Linked DNA regions of Homo sapiens: region 2 is linked to region 1. The links are chromatin loops, found by intact Hi-C in ENCODE. Cell type or tissue: heart left ventricle. All regions are shown on one strand. Each heading gives the region's core, and the rest is flanking DNA. Links, peaks and the distances in the headings are about the cores only. Region 1 has its middle 12 kb from the start of APOBEC4. Region 2 has its middle 21 kb from the start of RGL1.

Region 1 (2,816 bases), core at 40-2,539:
AGACATTTATGCAGCCAAAAAACACATGAAAAAATGCTCACCATCACTGGCCATCAGAGAAATGCAAATCAAAATCACAATGAGATACCATCTCACACCAGTTAGAATGGCAATCATTAAAAAGTCAGGAAACAACAGGTGCTGGAGAGGATGTGGAGAAATTGGAACACTTTTACACTGTTGGTGGGACTGTAAACTAGTTCAACCCTTGTGGAAGTCAGTGTGGCGATTCCTCAGGGATCTAGAACTAGAAATACCATTTGACCCAGCCATCCCATTACTGGGTATATACCCAAAGGACTATAAATCATGCTGCTATAAAGACACGTGCACACGTATGTTTATTGCAGCACTATTCACAATAGCAAAGACTTGGAGCCAACCCAAATGTCCAACAACGATAGACTGGATTAAGAAAATGTGGCACATATACACCATGGAATACTATGCAGCCATAAAAAATGATGAGTTCATGTCCTTTGTAGGGACATGGATGAAATTGGAAATCATCATTCTCAGTAAACCATTGCAAGAACAAAAAACCAAGCACCGCATGTTCTCACTCATAGGTGGGAATTGAACAATGAGAACACATGGACACAGGAAGGGGAACATCACACTCTGAGGACTGTTGTGGGGTGGGGGGAGGGGGGAGGGATAGCTTTAGGAGATATACCTAATGCTAAATGACAAGTTAATCGGTGCAGCACACCAGCATGACACATGTATACATATGTAACTAACCTGCCCATTGTGCACATGTACCCTAAAACTTAAAGTATAATAATAATAAAATAAAATAAAAATAAATGGGAATTTTTCTTGATTTCCTTTTCAGATAGATTATGATTGGTGTAAAGAGATGCAACTGTGTTTTGTGTGTTGATTTTTGTATCCTGCAACTTAATTCATTTTGTGTTCTTTACGGTTTTCTTCATATAGGATCATGTCATTTACTGAGTACGTGCTCTGTGGCAACAATTTTACATGCATCATATCTGTACTAGTTTAGAATTATTATAATTTTTATTTGACAAATAAAGGAACTTGGGCTCAGAGTTGTTTGCTCAAGATTATACAGCTAGTAACTGGCAGAGCTGAGATTTAAACCCAGAGCACTCTAACTCTAACTCCAGAGGGCATACTTTTTTTTTTTTTTAATGCCATAATCCTGCTATCGCATCCTACTTTTTGAGCAAAATAAAATAATTTCAAATTTATGAACTAGTCTTAAGATAAATGGGAAAATTGTATTTCAAAAGTGAGACAGTGATAAAGCTAAGGACAAGAAAAAAATGTTAACTTTGTATCCTGTAACCTTGCTGTAATTGCTTATTATAGTTCCAGGAGTTTTTCGGTCAATTCTTTTTGGATTGTCTACATAGATGATCATGTCATCTGCAAACAAAGACAGTTTTATTTCCTCCTTTCCAACCTGTATACTTTTTTTTCCCAATCTTATTGTGTTAGCTAGGATTTCCAGTACAATGTTGAAAAGCAGTGGTAGGAGGGGACATCCTTGCCTTGTTCCTGATCTTAGTGGGAAAGCTTTATTGTTTTTTACCATTAAGTATGATGTTAGTTGTAGATTTTTTAAAAATCAAGGTGAGAAATTTCCTGTCTATTCCTAGTTTGCAGAGAGTTTTTGTATTTAAAATCATTAATGGGTGTTAGATTTTGTCAAATGCCTTTTCCACATTCATTGATATGTGGAAAAATCATATGATTTTTCTTCTTTAGCCTGTTAATGTGATGGATTACATTAACTGATTTTCAAATGTTGAATCAGCTTTACATAGCTGGGACAAATCCCACTTGGTTGTGATGTGTAATTCTTTTTATATATTCTTGAATTCAATTTGCTAATACTTTCGTTGAGAATTTTCACATCTATGTTCATGAGAGATATTGGTCTGTAGTTTTCTTGTAATGTCTTTGTCTGGTTTTGGTATTAGAGTAATGCTGGTCTCATAAAATGAGTTAGTAAGTCTTTCACTTGCTTCTATCTTCTGAAAGACATTATAGATAATTGTGTAATATTTTCCTTAAATTTTTGGTAGAATTCAGTGAACCTATCTGTGCCTGGTGCTATATGTTTTGGAATGTTGTTAATTGTTGATTGAATTTCTTTGATAGATATAGGCCCATTAAGACTGCCTATTTATCTTATGTAAGCTTTGGAAGATTGTGTCTTTCAAGGAGTTCGTCCATTTTATCTAGGTTGTCAAATAGGTGAGCATAGATTGTTCATCATGCTCCTTGATTATCCTTTTAATGTCTGTGAGATCCGTAGTGATGATGTCCCCTCTTTCATTTCTGATATTAGTAATTCGTGTCCTTCTGTTTTTTCTTAGTTAACCTGGCTTGAGGCTTATTGATTTTATTGATCTAAAGAAAACCTATCAGCTTTCGGTTTAATGATTTTCTCCATTGTTTTTCTATTTTTAATTTTATTGATTTCTGCACTGGTTTTTATTATTTCATTTTTTTCTGCTTACTTTGAATTTAATTTGCTGTGCTTTTTCTAGTTTCCTAGAGTGAAAGCCTAGATGATTGACTGAAGGTCTTCTTTTTTTCTTTTTTTTTTTTTTTTTGAGATGGAGTTTCGCTCTTTTTGCCCAGGCTGGAGTGCAATGGCGTGATCTCGGCTCACTGCAACCTCTGCCTCCTGGGTTCAAGTGATTCTCCTGCCTCAGCCTCCAGAGTAGCTGGGATTACAGGCATGCACCACCACACTCGGCTAATTTTGTATTTTTAGTAGAGACAGGGTTTCTCCATGTTGGTCAGGCTGGTCTCGAACTCCCGACCTCCGGTGA
Region 2 (2,816 bases), core at 272-2,771, 120 kb after region 1:
TTTATTCCAGCTCCGTTTTGGGGAACTCTCAAACCTTGGGGTGAGGAGTGGGGGTTCCCAGATGAATTCAACAAGAGAGAGAGGGAGGGGGAGATGGGAAGAGATAAGTTCAAATAGACAGGCAAAGGGAAGAAAATAAGGAACACACACACATACATATATATAATGATACTTAGATTGGCACAAAAGTAACTGTGGTTTTGCATTGAAAGTATAGCAAAAACCACAATTACTTTTGCACCAATCCAATATTATTACCTAAGGACTCACAGAGATTTCCTTAAGTCCATAGGGACAGGAGCCCTTGCCCTCCATGCTTCAGGAATGATTTGATTAAGGATACTAAACAGGCATGTGACAATGTGAGCTTGCTCAATAATAATCCTTGATGGACTATTACTCATTTTGTGAAATTGAGCCAAGTCTCTCTTTCCTGCTCCCCCTTTCTCCTTATTTCCCTTTCCCCCAGCTACTTTGCTTTGCTAAGTAATCAGACATGGATCTTATTCCCAAGATATTTATATTCTTAGGGAAATAAGACATTTAAAATAAGGAAGAATGCAATAAAATCTATAATGGAAACCCAGCTAATGAGCCACAGGAGTTCAGAGGAGGGAGATGTAACCAGTTGGAGTGGGGAGGAGATTATGGATTGTCATATTTTTGAATTTAATATTTATTGTGAATGCCTAAGTTAAATAGGAATGGAATGGGAAAAAGACTTTTCCAGGGTGTGGAGTTGTCAGGAATAAATCAGGGAGGTCTGCAGTCTTGGGGCATGAATAGCATACAATGATGAGATTATTCTGAGTGGAGTGAAGGGTACACAAGCATATTAAGGAAGAAGTTTCAATGGTGTGGTGGGGCTCTAATCTGCAGGGCCTTGAATGTTCATTGTCATAGCTACAGATAATTGTTAGAAATAGCCTGGTTTGCTGCAAAAGACAGGGCAAACTGGGAGGGACCAGATCTGCCCTCGAGGATTGATCAGGAACTGTGAGGAAGTCTAGGCTGGCAGACAAGGCATTAGAAGAGATGTGCAGAAGAATATGGCGATAGATGACAAGCGGTCACCCAGACAAGTTGGTACTGAGAGGTAGGAGACAAGTCTCAAGGAGGGAAGGTGCCTGATACTGGGAAATACAGGAACAGGTGGCACTTAGAAGTGTAATCAAGACTGAGGGAATAAGAAAGTCTGTCAGCAGTTAGCAGGCTCCAGCCGCTATGCTCAGGTTCATGGGCAGACTTCCAAGCTCTGGGAGGAAACAGCAGAATGGAAAGCAAGAAGCTGGGCCCCAGCCCCAGAGGGACCAGGCAGATTTCCAAGCCAGGAGTCAGACCTGGAACATGGGCCTGACTAGCAGTAAGAATGGTTCAATACTCCATTCCAGAGTGCTGAGCCAAAGTCTTTTAATGCCTTCTGCTTAAGGTTATGACTGACCTTCGACGCTGGGTTTACAGGTGGGAGCAGAGCGGTCCAGCTGTTTGGAGGGGAGGATGCAGATACTGGAGAAACAGTCAGGGTTCACTGCTGGCTAAAGAGTCTAGGCCTTATTTAGTGGGCAAAAGGAGAACAATGGAAAAATTAAAACAGAGGAATATCTTAATTGGAGCTGTATTTCAGGAAGATCAATTTGATCCTAGTGTGTAAAAGGAACCAGAGTTAAGTGAGTCCTCACCTGTAACAAATTTCGGCCATTCTCCTTCCTAAGCACTTCTCCAGTGTGTTCACTTCTCTGCAGGCCCCCTTCTAATACTGTGGCATAAACTATATGAGTAAAATTCATACAATTAATAAACTAATAAAACATTAATTTCACGTGTTTCTTTTCATTCTTTTCATGTGGCTTCTGGAAAAAGTTAAAATTTATAAGCGGCTCACATTATTTTTCAGTGGGGCAGTGCTGCTCTAATCCTTTCTCCATATTGCGGTTAGAACTTTTTAAAATGCAAGTCTTCTCATGTAGCTCTACTGCATGAAATCTCCCCATAATCTCCATTGCCCCAGGATAAAGTCTAAATTCCTTAGCATGGCCCCCACCCTCTTTGTCATCTGGCCTTAGCCCATCTCCCATTGCACTAATCCTTCAGGTGTATCAAACTATTTTCGGTCCACCCGTGAAATTACTTTGTATTCTTTGGCATCCATGCCTTTGCTCCTGCCATTCCTTCGCTTGAACTGAATATTTCTCCCCTTTTTCATGTGTTAACTTTTGCCTCCTATTAAGGTCTCAGCTGTAGGCATACCTGACTCCTTGACTGTGGATTAGGTGCTTCTCCTTGATGCTAAGGGCCACATCCTGTGCCTGCTCTACTATAGCATTTCTCGCATTATTTTTGAGGTCCTATTATCTTTATCCTCTACCTAGACTGCATGTTCTTTGAAAATAGGAACTCTGTATTGATCTTTATGTCATGTCCAGCACCCAGCACAGTACCTGGAGCATAATAGCTGCTTGCATGATTGTATGAATGAATGAATGGGGCAGATGTGCTAGGTGAAATGAACCTGAACCAGCATAGTGGCATTGGGAATGAAAAGGATAAGACACTCATCAAGAACGTAATTTGTGAGTGCTGGCAACCATGTAAATTGACCTCTAATTACTGGTTGGGTATCCTTTATTCAAAATGCTTTTGGCCAGGTACAGTGGCTTACACCTGTAATCCTAACACTTTGGGAGGATAAGGCTAGAGGATCTCTGGAGGCCAGGAGTTTGAGACCAGCCTGGGCAACAGAGTGTGACCCCATCTCTACAGAAAACTTAGCTGGGGATGGTGGTGTGTGCCTGTAGACACAGCTACTTGGGAGGTTA

The links. Peaks named below come from ENCODE experiments on the same cell type or tissue, not always from the same donor. Only the 100,000 strongest peaks of a DNase experiment are listed, where the experiment ranks them.
Region 2: a loop joins it to region 1, with 2.1 times the contacts of the local background. A loop is called at or near these places in 2 of 110 quality-filtered maps.

The regions. Positions count from the first base shown.
Region 1 is chr1:183,663,429-183,666,244 of GRCh38, forward strand. It overlaps a transcript of RGL1 not described here. Among named protein-coding and RNA genes, the nearest start is that of APOBEC4, 12 kb to the left of the region's middle. In heart left ventricle, for the core only: no CTCF peak of the experiment used is centred there; no DNase peak of the experiment used is centred there.
Region 2 is chr1:183,783,164-183,785,979 of GRCh38, forward strand. It overlaps a transcript of RGL1 not described here. Among named protein-coding and RNA genes, the nearest start is that of RGL1, 21 kb to the right of the region's middle. In heart left ventricle, for the core only: no CTCF peak of the experiment used is centred there; a DNase peak (open chromatin) is centred at 1,308; H3K27ac peaks cover 345 bases.